2 separate regions of the Homo sapiens genome follow, and region 1 is linked to region 2. A link is an interaction called in ENCODE POLR2A ChIA-PET data of the cell type or tissue named here. Cell type or tissue: PC-9. All regions are shown on one strand. Each heading gives the region's core, and the rest is flanking DNA. Links, peaks and the distances in the headings are about the cores only.

Region 1 (8,349 bases), core at 281-8,280, 590 kb before region 2:
CCCAAATGTCCAACAATGATAGACTGGATTAAGAAAATGTGGCACATATACACCATGGAATATTATGCAGCCATAAAAAATGATGAGTTCATGTCCTTTGTAGGGACATGGATGAAATTGGAAATCATCATTCTCAGTAAACTATCGCAAGAACAAAAAACCAAACACCGCATGTTCTCACTCATAGATGGGAATTGAACAATGAGAACACATGGACAGAGGAAGGGGAACATCACACTCTGTGGACTGTCATGGGGTGGGGGGAGGGGGGAGGGATAGCATTAGGAGATATACCTAATGCTAAATGACGAGTTAATGGGTGCAGCACACCAGCGTGGCACATGTATACATATGTAACTAACCTGCACATTGTGCACATGTACTCTGAAACTTAAAGTATAATTAAAAAAAAAATGGTGGCAGCAAGGAGAAGTGCAGAACAAAAGGGGGAAAAGCCCCTTATAAAACCATCAGATCTCAAAAGAAGTCACTCACTATCAAGAGAACAGAGGGTAACTGCCCCCATGATTAAATTACCTCCCACTGGGTCCCTCCTATGACACGTGGGGATTATGGGAACTACAATTCAAGATGGGATTTGGGTGGGGACACAGAGCCAAACCATATCTCATGGTGTAGGGCACAGGACTTAGAATCACAAGGGTCTGATGGCATTCTTCCTGAATCATGTTATTGGAGATACTCATAATGCGTAATGATGACAAATCTCAATTGGATACTCCACCCTGCCTGATTATCCTACAAACATCCCTAGTCAGTTCACTTTCTCATTCTTGCTGTGAGTTGGTTGCCTCATCTCATACTTCCCAGAGAATATGGAAAGAACAAGATGAGAGTTAGGTCCATAAGTATGCCCCATGTACTTGCATGTGTATCTAGATGATGATACAGATCATCACCTAACAATGGGCCTTTTCACCAGAGGTAATATTCCCTTTATTTCTCTCCTGGATCACATTGCTTCTTGCCTTCTACAGGACTTGGCTCCTTATTTACCATTTCCTTGTTTCCACTACCAGTTTTCCTCCTCTTCTGCATCATTCCAATCAGCACATGAGCTAGTTCTAATAAGATTCATCTTTTAAAACCTGCCCTTTCCCCAGCACTCTTCTCTAATTACTGCTGCAAGTCTTTGCTACTTTTAAGAGACCTGCTAAAACCATTGTCTATGTACTTGTTATCTTCACTTTCTCATGTCCTTTTCTATTCTCCATTTATTCTAAACAGATTCTATTTACCACCACTTGTGACACTTGTTAAGGTCCCTAGAGACTCCATCTGACCACATCTATTTGATTATGTTTTTTCCCTACTTTGCCTACCAGTCACACACACTGTGGTGTTTCACTTTCCTTTTAAAACACTTTCTTATCTGGTCTTCGTGGGTACCACACTCTTCCGATTTTCCTCCCACATGATTGGTGATTTTTCTTCTTAGACGAATCTTTGCAGGGATTGGACATCCCAGTCAGAAAATCAAAAATCTGAAATGCTTTAAAATGTGATGTTTTTGAGCACTGATATGATGCTCAAAGGAAATGCTCATTGGAGTATTTCAGATATAATGCATGTATTCTAATGTCCTCCAAAAATTGAAATCCAAAATACTTCTAGTCCCAAACATTTTGTCTATGGGATACTCAACTTCTACCTAGTCTCTGCTTTATCCTCAATAGCTGCAACAGTGCTTGGCATAGAGTTGGTCTCAAAGATGACTTGTGGAATGAATGAACTCACCGACCTTGTTCCCGCATTGACATCTTTGTATTTGCTGATTTGCTTGGAAGATTTTCCCTCCAGGCCTCCACTTGGCTTCCTTTTTGTCATTGTTCAGCTTTCAATTCGAGTCACTTCTTTGGAGCAGGCAGCCCTTGCCAGCCTTCTGCTTCCCATTCCCACCCCTGTGACTCTCTAGGACAGAAGTAAGCAAACCTTTTCTTCACAGAGTCAGATAGTAAATACTTATGACTTCTCAGTTCATCCAGGACCTGTCACAACAACCTAACTTTGTCACTGTAGTGTGAAAGCAGCTGTAGATAATTCCTACATGGGTGAGTATGGCTATATTCCAATACAATTTTATTTACAGATACTGAGACTTGAATTTTGTACATGTCATGAAGTATTAATCTTTTGATTTTTTTTCAATCATTTAAAATGTTACTTTGTGAGCTGCACCAAAATAGGCAGTGGGCTGGATTTGACCCAGAGGCTATGGTTTGCTAATTTCTGCTCTAGTGCATTACCCTCTTTTATCTTTGTGGTGCTGAAAATTATGTTATTTATTCATTTGCTATTGTAATTTGTTTTCCCTTTCTTAGAACATGGTTACCTTGAAGGCAGGAATTCTGCCTTATTCCTTATTCTATTCTCAGAGCCTACAACACTGCCTAGATGCCTCCTGCCCAGGCTAGAGCTACCCCTACCAGACCTTGCCCCTCCCCATAGCCCTTTCTCTTTAAAGGCTTATTCTCTTTCCTCTCCCATATTGATAGCTTCCCTCTTAGGAATTCAGGGTTCATTTCAAGAGAGGGAGTCAGTAAATTTGTCATCTGGTTGGAACAGGAACCTCAGATTTTAGTGGGGAGGGGCCCACTTAACGTGATTATAGCTGATTCCCGGCATCTAACTGTTCTGATTACATCCTATTTATCCCAGTGGTAAAGGAGGGATCCCCCTCCACATAGTGTGAGATAGTCATGCACGAGACACTTGACACTGGGCAGATAAGGGTGACAGCAGTTTAATAGTCACATCTATTCACTCTGGAGGTAGAGGACACTGCCTGCCATGCAGGGCCAATGGGGTTGCACTCAGGAAGAATGAGCTGGCAGGGACTGTGGGAGGCAGGCTTTGTAGTATCAACAGGGTGAGGTGACCCCTGGTTACCAAGCGAGGATGTGATTGGCTTGTTTGAATAATTTCATGTGCTGTTAGGGAGATAAAATCCACTAAGTTGAAAACTGAATGGGGTTAAGATGATTGGGCTGGTGGGAAACTAGCAGAATGGGGTCTGTTTCCTGCTGGGTTGGGTATATCTGGTGAGAGCAAGAGAACTCATGGGTAGGCCTTTTGGGACCTGGCTCAGACCTAAAATTTAAAGGGCCACCTTAACATCTCGGCTCAAAGATGTTAAGGTGGCACTCTAAATTTTAGGTCTGATATACTAGCACCAAGCTTAGAGTAATAAATATTTGTTGAATGAGTGAAGGATTTTACTTAACCTTTATTCAGTATCTGTATGTAACAGCTTCATATTTGCTACTGAGGACAAAAAGAGGATTGGGAGGCCGGGCGCGGTGGCTCATGCCTGTAATCCCAGCAGTTTGGGAGGCCGAGGTGGGCGGATCACGAGGTCAGGAGATCGAGACCATCCTGGCTAACACGGTGAAACCCTGTCTCTACCAAAAATACAAAAAAAAAAAGAAAAAATTAGCCGGGTGTGGTGGCGGGTGCCTGTAGTCCCAGCTACTTGGGAGGCTGAGGCAGGAGGATGGTGTGAACCCGGGGGGTGGAGCTTACAGTGAGCCGAGATCGCGCGACTGCACTCCAGCCTGGTCGACAGAGTGAGACTCCGTCTCAAAAAAAAAAAAAAAAGAGGGTTGGGTTACAATTACATTTACATTATAAGGCTCTGTACAATTACAACAGAGAGCAATAAATGTTCTAATGGAATGTAGGTTCCAGGGTTTGTCAGAATGCTGATGATAAGTCAATGTATGGGTAGGATGGGAACAAAAAGAGGGAGTTGCATTGAATCAGTTCCATGTTTTTGTTCTCATCTGTTCATCCAGTATTTATTGAGGGTCTATCATGGGCCAGGCTAGGCAACTAAGCTTTTGTTGTTTCTAACTGAACCCAGGAGACAAGCTACAATGGTTGAACACAGAGGATGAATTGGAATTAGCATATGAACAAGGGCACACTAATGTGGTCTAAATAGTCTTCCCGAGAACTGTAGGAATGTGGCCAGCACATGTTCTCATGTGAGTGTGGTGAGTCAGGGACACCTTGGAGGGGCGTTTGGAGTTCAAGGCAGTGATGGACGTGGATTGGCAGGAAGGAGAGGTAAGGCAATCCAGGCATGAGTCATTCTATGGTTGGTTTCCTTGCTAAATAGATTCTTTCACAGGGAAGAGTCATCTCTTGTCCAACTACTTTCCTCTGTTGGATTTGCACAGCCATAGACTACACCACGTCTTTGTTTATGGGGATTATAAGGCTGTATTTGCAGCTGAATTTTAGTCAGGCAGAACCTCTCATCATCCAGATCCTGGTCTTCACCATAAAATGTGGGCAGGAAATGGGAGCCATAAACTCCTTGCTCTCCTGAATCAACTTATTTTGATAAGACTCTTTAGTCCTCATTTCACTCTTCGTGTGGTGGAAATTCGTGTCTGTATTAATTTGTCACACGTTTATTGAGCAAGTGCTTTGTGCAAGACAAAGGGCCTGGGTCTGGGTAAAACAGCAATAACAACAAAAAATAAAGATCCCTGTTTTTGAAAAACTTGCAAGATAACAGGGAGTAATAGCAACAACAAGATAGCAAATAAAATCCCACGTAAATAAAGTATAAGACACTGACTCTCAAACAAGAAAACTGTGGCTGAGTTTTGATTCAGCCTTCTATTAGCTGTTACACCATAGAAAGTAGCTTAGTCTGTCTCTTGGCTCTTCTCTAAAATGGGACTAATAGTTCAAACACCTCATAATGTTCGTGTGAGGATGAAGTAGTATAAGATTAAATGTTGTTAGAGCAGAGTCTGAACATAGAAGTCAATAAATGCTAGCCCTTATTATTATTGTTATTATTATTATCATTATGACAGAGACATGTTCAGTATGCAGTGTGTATACATAGGATAGACAACCAATAGGGAGGAAAGGATTCGTGAACGTTTTCCCATAAGTGGTGACACTTGAACTGAATCTGGAAAGAAGGGTAATGACCGTTGCTAAAATGTGTCGAGTACTTATGAGAGGTCAGATACTGTTCTGAGAACATAACATGGATAATCTCTCTTAATTCTCACATTACCCTCTGAGGTATATGCTAATATTACCTTCATTATTACAGAGGAAAGACAAGTAGGACTTAACCAGGCAGAGAAAGGACCTTGGGGAAGGCATTTTGGATAGTGGTACAGATCCAAAGGTCTAGAGATATGAAAGATTACCAGATTAATGGAACTCAAAGCAGTGCAATATGGCTAGAACAACAATTTAAAAAAGATGGGAAATGGTGTGAGGTGAAGCTGGAGAAATAAGAAGGCCAGATTATTGCTGTCATCCCAGAGACTCATTGGATACCCCAACTGAATATGGCCCAGCATTCTCTCTAACAAAGCTCTGGCCATCCACTTTTTTATTTTTATTTTTTAAATTTTTCCATAAGTTATTGGGGTACAGGTGGTATTTGGTTACATGAGTACATGAGTAAGTTCTTTAGTGGTGATTTGTGAGATTTTGGTGCACCCATCACCTGGGCAGTATACACTCACCATATTTGCAGTGTTTTATCCCTCGCCCCCCTCCCACTCTTTCCCCCAAGTCCCCAAAGTCCATTGTATCATTCATATCCATTTGCATCCTCATAGCTTTGCTCCCACATATCAGGGAGAACATACGATGTTTGGTTTTCTATTCCTGAGTTATTTCACTTAGAATAATAGTCTCCAATCTCATCCAGGTCACTGCAAATGCTGTTAATTCATTCCTTTTTATGGCTGTGTAGTATTCCATTGCATATAAATACCACAGTTTCTTTATCCTCTCGTTGATTGATGGGCATTTGGGTTGGTTTCATGATTTTGCAATTGTGTACTGTGCTGCTATAGACATGTGTGTGCAAGTATCTTTTTCAGTTAATGACTTATTTTCCTCTGGATAGATACCCAGCAGTGGGATTGCGGGATAAAATGGTAGTTCTACTTTTAATTCTTTAAGGAATCTCCACACGGTTTTCCATAGTGGCTGTACTAGTTTACGCTCCCTCCAGCAGTGTAGAAGGGTTTCCTGGTCCCCACATCCACGCCAACATCTACCGTTTTTTGATTTTTTGATTATGGCCATTCTTGCAGGAGTAAGATGGTATCGCATTGTGGTTTCAATTTGCATGTCCCTGATCATTAGTGATGCTGAACATTTTTCATATGTTTGTTGGCCATTTGTATATCTTCTTTTGAGAATTGTCTGTTTATGTCCTTAGCCCACTTTTTGATGGGATTGTTTGTTTTTTTCTTACTGATTTATTTGAGTTCATTGTAGATTCTGGATATTAGTCCTTTGTCAGATGTACAGATTGTGAAGATTTTCTCCCACTCTGTGAGTTGTCTGTTTACTCTGCTGACTGTTCCTTTTGCCATGAAAAAGCTCTTTAGTTTGATTAGGTCCCAGCTATTTATCTTTGTTTTTATTGCATTTGTTTTTGGGTTCTTGGTGGGGAAATCCTTGCCTAAGCCAATGTCTACAAGGGTTTTTCCAATGTTATCCTCTAGAATTTTTCTCGTTTCAGGTCTCAGTTTAAGTCTTTAATTCATCTTGAGTGGATTTTTGTATAAGGTTAGAGATGAAGATACAGTTTTATTCTCCTATATGTGGCTAGCCAATTATCCCAGCACCATTTGTTGAAAAGGGTATCCTTTCCCCACTTTATATTTTTGTTTGCTTTGTCGAAGATCAGTTGGCTGTAAGTATTTGGGTTTATTTCTGGATTCTCTATTCTGTTCCATTGGTCTATGTGCCTATTTTTACACCAGTACCATGCTGTTTTGGTGACTATGGCCTCATAGTGTAGTTTGAAATCAGGTAGTGTGATGTTTCCAGATTTGTCCTTTTTGCTTAGTCTTGCTTTGGCTGTGCAGGCTCTTTGTTGGTTCCATATGAATTTTAGAATGGTTTTTTCTAATTCTGTAAGGAATGATGGTGGCTGGTATTCAAATGAGGATTGTGCTGAATTTGTAGATTGCTTTTGGCAGTATGGTCATTTTCACAATATTGATTCTACCCATCCATGAGCATGGGATGTGTTTCCATTTGTTTGTGTCGTGTATGATTTCTTTCAACAGTGTTTCATAGTTTTCCTTGCAGAGGCCTTTCGACTCCTTTGTTAGGTATATTCCTAAGTATCTTATTTTATTTTTATTTTTTGTAGCTGTTGTAAAAGGGGTTAGTTCTTGACTTGATTCTCTGCTTGGTCACTGTTGGTGTATAGAAGAGCTACTGATTTGTGTACATTAATCTTGTATCTGGAAACTTTTCTGAATTCTTTTATCAGTTCTAGGAGCTTTCCGGAGTCCTTAGGGTTTTCAAGGTAAATGATCATATTGTCAGCAAACAGTGACAGTTTGACTTCCTCTTTACCGGTTTGGATGCCCTTTATTTCTTTCTCTTGTCTAATTGCTCTGGCTAGGACTTCCAGTACTATGTTGAAGAGGACTGGTGAGAGCAGGCATCCTTGTCTTGTTCCAGTTCTCAGAGGGAATGCTTTCAACTTTTCCCCATCCAGTGTTATGTTGGTTGTGGGTTTGTCATAGATGGCTTTTTTACATTAAGATATGTCCCTTGTATGCCGATTTTGCTGAGAGTTTTAATCATAAAGTGATGCTGGATTTTGTCAAATGCTTTTCTGCATCTATTGAGATGATCATGTGATTTTTAAAAATTTTGTTTATGTGGTGTATCACATTTATTGACTTGCATATGTTAAACCATCCCTGCATCTCCGGTATGAAACCCACTAGGTCATGGTTGATTATCTTTTTGATACGTTGTTGGATTTAGTTAGCTAGTATTTTGTTAAGGATTTTAGCATCTATGTTCATCAAGGATATCAGTCTGTAGTTTCCTTTTTTGGTTATGTCCTTTCCTGGTTTTGGTAATGCCACCTTCATAGAATGAATTAGAGAGGGTTCCTTCTTTCTCTATCTTGTGGAATAGAGTCAAAAGGATTGGTAACAATTCTTCTTTGACTGTCTGGTAGAATTCTGCTGTGAATCTATCTGGTCCTGGACTTCTTTTTTGTTGGTAATTTTTAAATTACCATTTCAGTCACACTGCTCATTATTGGTCTGTTCAGGGTATCTAATTCTTGCTGATTTAAGCTAGGAGGGTTTTATTTTTCCAGGAATTTACCCATCTCTTCTAAGTTTTCTAGTTTATATGGATAAAGGTGTTCCCAGTAGCCTTGAATGATCTTTTGTATTTCAGTGGTGTCAGTTGTAATATCTCCTGTTTTGTTTCTTAGTGAGGTTATTTGGATTTTCTCTCTTCTTTTTTTGGTTAATCTTGCTAATGGTCTATCAATTTTATTTATCTTTTCAAAGA
Region 2 (8,349 bases), core at 220-8,219:
TACAAATTATTACCAGCAATGAAATAAAAGTTATCAACAACAAATCATAAAAGCATTAAAAGGAAATATCATGAACATCTTTTTGTCAATAAATTTGACAAATCAGAAAAAAGATACAAATTTCATGAGAAATACAAATTATCAAAACTGGCCTAAAAATAAATATAAAATCTGAATATCCTGGTTCTATGAAAGAAATTGAATTCATTATCAAAACCTTCATAAAAGGAAATCTCAGGTCCAGGTAATTTCAATAGTGAATTTTATCAAATATTTAAGGAAGAAATAACATAAACTCAGACACAGAGAAGGGAATCCTTCCCAATGCTTTTAAGTGACTAGCATAACCCCGATGATAACGTTTTTCAAAGGCATTAAAGAAAATCACAGAACAATATTCCTCATGAACACAGACATAAAATTCTTTACCAAAGTATTAGCAAAACAAATTTAGATACATATAAAAAGGATAATACATTACAAAAGGGTTTATCCCAGGAATGTAAGGTTGGTTTAAGACTTGGAAATCCATTAATGTAATTCACTGTGTTAACAAAATGAAAGATAAAAACCATGACTATTTCAAAGGACACAGAAAAGCATTTGATAAATTCACAAAGAAACCTCTCAGCTAATTAGGCAAAGAAATGTCCTCAATATAAAAAAAAGGCATATATACAAAAAACCCTAGAACTAACATCACACTTAACAGTGAAATACTGAACACTTCCCCTCTAAGATTACACAGGAAGGAAGTACTCACTTCTATTTAACATTGTACTGGAAGTTCAAACAAGTCCAAAAAAGCAAGACAATGAAATAAAATGCACACACGAAATTCATAAGGAATATACTAAGTAAGTACTAGAAATAAGTGAATTTAGAAAGATAGAAGGATACAAGGACATAATAAAAAACTAAAATTTATTTCTCTGTACTAGCAACAATTTGAAAATTAAGTTTTTTAACATTCCATTTACAATAACATGAAGAAACAGAATACTTGTAGATAAATTTAGCAAAAGACTTCTACACTAAAAACTCCGAATCACTTCTGAGAGAAATTAATAAAGACCTAAGTAAATGGTGAGACATACCATGTGTATGTATTAGAAGGCATCTATTTTCTCTAAATCAAACTAGATTCCATGCAATTTCAATCAAAATCCAAACAGGTGTTTTGTAAAATTGAAGAGCAGGTTCTAAAATTTACACGTAAATGCAAGTAACATAGAATGAGCAAAACTTACACCACTTGGTTTCAAAATTTTCTATACAGCTGTGATAATTACAACAATTTTGTACTACTATAAGATTAGACCAATGGAATAGAGTCTAGATAAGAATTCAAATTATGCTCACAAAAAGACGTGTAACAAGAATATTTATGGTAGCATTATTCATTAGATCTCAAAACTGGAAATGATCCAAACGTGCAACAACAGTAGATAAATAAACAAACTGTGTTATATTTATATAATACCTACTTAGAATTTTAAAAATTGAACTATTGATACACACATATAGATGAATCCCAAAAATACCAATTTGAATAAAAGAAGCCAGACACAAGATTCCATTAAGTCACTCATTAAGTGACTCAATTTAACTGAAATTCAAGAACAAGCCAAACTATGCTACAGTAATAGATATGCAAACAATAATACATGAGATGGGAGTTGACTTGAAAGAAGCACAAGGAAACTTTCTGGGGTGATGAGAATATTCTCCAACTTAATTGAGGTAAATAGGTGCATAATTTTACCAAAATTCTCTGTACTATAATTTATCAAAATTAACTATGCACATACAATTTCTGTATTTCACTGTAAATTTTAAAGAAACATGTTAGAACTTATGTCCACAAGATGTCATTAAGAATGTGAAAATGCAAACCACAAAGAGAAGGTATTTGTATTCATATATCCAACAACAATAATAAACTGTATCCAAAAAACTACAGAACTCCAACAAATCAATAGAAAAAGATGACCAAATAAAAGAATGGGCAAATAATCTGAGTGGGCATTTCTTTTGAGGATATTTAAATGCTCAATAAGCACATAAAACAGTGTGCAACATCATTAGTATTAAAGAAATATTAATAAAAATCACAATAGGATACCATTACACATCTACTGGTTTGGCTAAAATTAAAAAGACAATGGAAAGTGTTCAGGAGGATGTGAGACAAATGGGAATCTTGAATACTGCTGGTGAGGCTGTCAATTGTTACAGCCTCTCTGGAAATATGCTTGGCATAGTGTACCAAAGTTAATAAAGCTTAACCTGCTTTTATACATTTCATTTTCACTCATTTCTATAAATACTGGCTTGGGTAAAGCCACATAATAGTAAGCATCACTTCCATGTAACAAGAGATTAGATACATTCTAGGACAAAACTGGCCAACTAACAGGCAGGTAAACCCTGAATATCATTTACATGCCATCAATGGAATGATTTTACAAGCCAAGTGATATCTTCAATATACCTTATAGGAATAACATAGTCAATGAAATATCCATAGTACAGAAAAACTTATGGGTTTACAAGTGGTGAAAGAAAAAAATCAGGAGAGAGAATAAATACCAGAAATGTGGACAATATCAGAAAGTATGTAGCAACATGTTAAAGCATGAAACCTTGATAAATTTTTAAAAAGGTTATTAAAATTCATTTTTATCCTGTACCAATCACATTAAAAAGAGTGAGAGTTAAGGAAGGCACGTATCTATCACATGCCTCCTTTTGACGTCACCGGAAAGGTAGCAAGCAAGGTAGATGACACCAGAATCTCTCTTATTAGCAGCACAAGAAACATTGCCATAATAGATGGAAGGTAGCAACTATCCTTAAAACCGCAAATGAAGCCATATTATGCTACAAAAGCAACGACAATAAATCTATGCCCAAACTGCTTGCCTAAACAGGGTAATGTGTTAGGAACACCAGTCAGAAGTCTTAAAACAGCAAAGTACACCATGAATGCCAGAGCATTCTAATAAAATACTATCAAACAGCATTCTGAAGTCTGGAAACCAGTTAAAAGCTACAGGCTTAATGATACCGCAGTGCTCCTCAATTTGAGACTCATTAGTTAAAACTGGCCCATAATCTGGTGCTCACTCAATCTATTGCAGGGTCAAGTCTTAGGACAAGTAATTGCAACCCCTTATGAACAACAATTCTTAGGTTATTTACCACAACAAAATACACTTTTTAAAACCTCACATAGGCATAAACTATTACACAATTAAAATATTAGTATTATATATAAATACCCACAATTACTCATTCCTATTACACTATTTTAAATAACAACAACAAGCAAATACTGCAAGATATTTATTCAATCTTCACTAAACATCTATTTGTCAGGTTCTATGCTAAGTGCTTAGAGATACAGTATCCCTCAGTGTCTGTAGGGATACAGAAGTAAGTATCATATAAACTGCTCTAGAAAATTAGTCCAGCATAAGGTAGGAAAAAAATCAGCTAATTATAATATACTAAGTATGATATCATCTCTCTTAACTGACCTCCACTGAATTGCCTCATAGTATTAACCAAAGCCATGTATTCCTATATCTAACGCCCATGGAAGACCAAATGGTCCAGATCAAGAGGCTTCATTCTTGCACACCCTCACACTTTTGCTCCCACAAACTGAGCCTTATGCTTTTTATGCTTATTAAGAGTCAACTATGTTTGTTCTCAAATTTGTTTATGCCAGTTTCATTTTCTATTGCAATTAAATAATTTAATATTTAAAGTAATGTGTTGGAAATCTTCTATGTTTTGCTACTAATAAGTGAAAACTTGAGCAAACCAATAAGTAAAAATGATGACTTGATCTAGAACAGTGGCTCCCAATCTACTGTATATGGGAACTCCTCTTTAAGTTCTAAAACTAAGCTGTAGAAAATGGCAGCCCCTAACCACATAAGGTTATGAAGCACGTAAATGTAGCCAGGGCAACTTGAGGAACCTAATTTTTACTACTATTTAATTTCAGTGTAATTATTTAGCATCAGAAGTAAGATGTGTCGTACATGTAAAACATGCCAATTTTCAAAAATTTAGTGTAAAAAATATAAAATATCACTTTAATAATTTTATACCGATTACATGTTGAATATTTTGAATATACTGGGTTAAATAAAATATATTATTAAAATCAATCTTACGTATTTCTTCCTTTTTATAATGTGGTATCAAGAACATTTAAATTTATATGTAGCTCATATTACATTTCTATTGGTGAGTATGGTCTAAAACGTTCGATGATCTGTTCAAATAGCTATTGGTTATAAAACTGTGTAACAAAAAGTTACCATGAAGCTGGTCCAATGATTTCATATTTTACTAAATCACAACAGCACCCACAAATAATGCTTAGTGCACATGGAGATTTTTGGATTTTCTGAAATAACTCTGGCCTAAAGTTTGAGAAATACTGCCTAGAATTCCTATCACAATTGGTAATGACATGAAATTCTTAAGATAAAAAATATTAATTCCTAGAATAAGGTTTTCAGTGGTCTTATGATTAATCAGACAATTGTATTTATATTTAGGTAGAAATGAACTTATCTTTCATCCCTGCAGAAATACCACTATGTTTCTTCCTTCCAACTTCAACTATCCTAAAAATCAGTAACAAGAAGCTTTTTTGACATTTTCAAAGACATGCAATTTATAGCACAAAAATAACCACTGGTGATTGGGTCTTTTAACTAGATTACCAAACTTTTAAACTCTATTAAAATTACATTTAAATAATAACTCCTTTGAGTCTTCAGTCTTACATTATCATTTTGTTCTCCCTTTTTCAATTCTATCAATTAAAGTAAGTAAATTCTTATTAGTACATATAAAAACGTCCTTGAAGTTCTGGTTTTATTTCTCCTTAATACTAAGTTAATGAAAATATAAAGCAAGGCATTTGCATAGTATGCCTGATAAGAAAAAAATCAAGAACAGGCCAGGTGCAGTGCCTCATGCCTGTAATTCCAGCACTTTTGGGAGGCCGCGGTGAGTGGATCACCTCAGGTCAACAGTTCCAGACCAGCCTAGCCAACATGGCAAAACCTTGTCTTTAAAATTAGCTGGGCGTGGTGTCACATGCCTGTATTCTCAGCTAGGCAGGAGGCTGAGGCAGGAGAATCCTTTGAACTTGGGAGGCAAAGGCTGCTGTGGGCCAAGACTGCACCACTGCACTCCAGCCTAGGCAACAGAGTGAGACTCTGTCTGGAAAAAATAAAAAAAGAAGAAGAAAAAGAAACAAAAAAAAATCAAGAACAGATTATGAGAAAAATCAGATTGGGGCGTAGCTCCACACATCATTTCACTTAACCAAAAAAAAATCCCAATCCCTGATTTACGGCATGTGTTCCGAATAAAAGACTATGCAGATGTTAATTTAATATTTACAAAGAGTAGTTTGACCTCAAAACTATAGCAGTTTTATTACTGTGAATTTTTTGCACACACCTACAGGTTATATAACCTAAATATTTATTAAGTAGTCAATTCTATCTTCCTATTCTGGTTTACTGATTAAAAAAGCATAACATTGTTTCTTGATAATCCTTTTAAATGTGGAAAGAATGCCATAAAACCCTTTCCCAGAGATTATGAATTCTGGCTTAACTAAATTATTAGAAAGATTATACTTGTTGGAGTTATTAAGTTTCCTTTTGGGGTGAATGTAGGGAAGAAGTATGAAAGTTGAGCAATCTGCAGGGCAAGAGGAAGCAGAGTTACATAAGCCATGCTTGGGACACAGTTTAAATTCAGAGCTTTAGGGAATGCTTTACAGAAAGGGAATAAATTACTCACCTGGCAAAACTTGGTCCAACAGTGTAACTGCAATAAAGAATACATTCTGGGGACAAAGTACTCTAATTTAAAGTATGTTAAATACAAAATTAAGCTTAAAGAACACCTAGCTGGCACATCTCTCTATATATATTTTATGCCACAGAGTTATATTGACAAGTGAGATAAATTACTGCATACCTGGGAGGAGCTGTTGGATAAATAATTTTTATGTGTTGGAATGTTAAATCTTGATTTAAAACCTGCTTGATCCACATTCTTAATCCTTGTCCAGAATCACCTGATGAATCAAAAAATCTAGATTAAAATAAATATTTTAGTAATACAATGCATTTCAAAGCAGTCTAAAACTTTTATGTCACACAGAGGATGGAATAAAGGATTTAAAAAAGCTCCATACATCATAATAACCATATAGAAACTGACTTACTAATATGAATTAACTAACTAGGTCTCAATAACTAGCAATAATTTTGATTATTTTACTCCTGGCTTCACCATTGATTACTCTGAAGATCTTGTTTAAGCTTAAGTTTTAAGTTACCTAATTTGTTTAGTGGGTAGTACAGGAATAAATAAATAAATTGATTTTTCTAAAAAAAATTTTATTTCTGTATTTATATGTGACTTTTAATAGTCATTTCTTATCATATTCTTAATAGTAATAAATTCCTAAAGTGACTGTTAAACTTCTGTAGTTAGAAGAACCTAATTTTCTTGGTTAAAAAAAGTCCAAAATGTGTGTTCAGTGTAATTTTATTTTAACTTGAAAAAATCATAATTTAATTTTGACAACATGTTTACATGACCTAAAAGAAGAATTATCTACTCCAAAGCTGGTAAGTAATAAAAAGCCATATAAATATTAATGTATATGTATTTACAGAAAAAAATGGAAGGAAATATAAGTCCATCTTATGGAGTCCTGAGGAGGAAATTAAGGTCACAACTTTAATTTTTTAATCAATTAACTCATTAAGGTATCAGTTCAAAAACTGCCTATTGAATCCCTGTTAATGTGTCAAGCACTGTGTTCACTGCTAGAGAGGCAATGATGGTGGGGTGAGGGAGGAATAGAGTCCCTATTCTCATGGAGTGTGTAGCATATTGTGAAAAACAGAAATTAGTCAAAAAATCACACAAATAAATGTGAAAGGCAAATGTACCTGCTTCAAAAATGAGACACTTGGTGTTGCAAATATTTATTTTATTCACAACTGACTGGGTTTATGGAGTTCAACAATAAATGCACTAGCCTATAAACTCTGCAAGAGGAAGTTTATGATGTATTTTATCTGAGTTATTTGTTCACATAGTGCCTAGAACAGGACTGACAAAAACTGGGTATCCAAATATAGTTGCTGAATGGTTTGAACTAAAGTCTACAGGATGGTGAGAAGTGCAGGGCAGAAGAAAAAAGTATCCCAGGGCGAGGAAAGGGCAGGTGCCAGGATTCTGGATAAGAGGGAGCAGTATGACATGTAAGAACTGAAAAGCAGAGAATGAAAAGAGCAGTGTCTATAAAATGAGACCAGAGAAACTGTAGGAACGTGACAAATCTGTTCATGAAGAAGTCATGAATATTTCTGACAGAAAGGTTGGCATGATTCTAAAGGATCAATCTGGAAGCTGTGTCAAGACAGAATTGAAAGAGAGCAAAAGTAGATGTACAGAGATCAGTTAGGAAACTACTGTTCATGCTTAGACTACAGCGATGATGTAGATAGAAACAGATACTAGAGAAATTTAGGTGGTAAAATTAATAGAGATTGGCAACGGATTTGTTATAAAGGGTCAACAGTAAAAGGTCTCATGGATGACTAACAGGCTTTTGGCCGGAGTAACTGGGTGAACAATACTAGACACCTGCCTAGACAGGAAACATAAGCAACAGGCATACACAGGTTGAGTGTGAGGTGCCTCTTTGTAATGCATACAAGGTCTTATACCATGGGTTGATTGAGCAACTATGGACAGCTAGAGGGGAGGACAAAATCCAGCCTAGGGTCCTTAAGGAGGATAAGCTAAGAATGAGTTTTACATTATTAAAGACTCCTTTCTCAAAAAGAGAGAGAAGGGAAAACTATGGGGAAGAGACCTTACATGGCCCACAAAAGCTAAAATGCTTACCTGACTTTTTGCAGAAAGTTTGCCAACCCCTGCCCTACACTACCTGGATGCCAGTACCCTCTTGGATATCCCTTCCTATTCTTCTCACTCCAGACACACTAGCCTTACTGCTGTTCCTTGAACATGTCAAGGACCCTACCCTGGAGCCTCCGACTTGGCTTTAAAGCCAAGTCTAAGTCTAGCTGTGAAGTTTCATCTTCTGTCATCTTTGCAGTGAGGCATAACCTGACTACTTTATTTAAAATTGTAACACTGTTCCAACTTCTCATCCATGGAAGAATCCCCTTATCCTGCTTTCCTTGTTTCCATAAAACTTACTACCTTCTACTATAGTATTTATTTACTTCATTAGAACATAAGCTCCATGAGAGCAGT

What was found. Peaks named below come from ENCODE experiments on the same cell type or tissue, not always from the same donor. Only the 100,000 strongest peaks of a DNase experiment are listed, where the experiment ranks them.
Region 1: POLR2A ChIA-PET joins it to region 2 with 8 read pairs; 1 of 35 experiments calls an interaction of 5 or more read pairs at or near these places.

Annotation. Positions count from the first base shown.
Region 1 is chr1:219,766,945-219,775,293 of GRCh38, reverse strand. All of the region lies in intron 5 of LOC105372926 (a long non-coding RNA gene), which reads left to right. Among named protein-coding and RNA genes, the nearest start is that of SLC30A10, 160 kb to the left of the region's middle. RefSeq lists enhancers at 1,279-1,338, 3,047-3,216. In PC-9, for the core only: no CTCF peak of the experiment used is centred there; a DNase peak (open chromatin) is centred at 4,023; H3K27ac peaks cover 817 bases.
Region 2 is chr1:219,176,922-219,185,270 of GRCh38, reverse strand. LYPLAL1 (lysophospholipase like 1) reads right to left here. Exons shown (of 5, transcript NM_138794.5): 2 at 6,025-6,124. Among named protein-coding and RNA genes, the nearest start is that of LYPLAL1, 7.2 kb to the right of the region's middle. RefSeq lists an enhancer at 7,419-7,708. In PC-9, for the core only: no CTCF peak of the experiment used is centred there; no DNase peak of the experiment used is centred there; H3K27ac peaks cover 766 bases.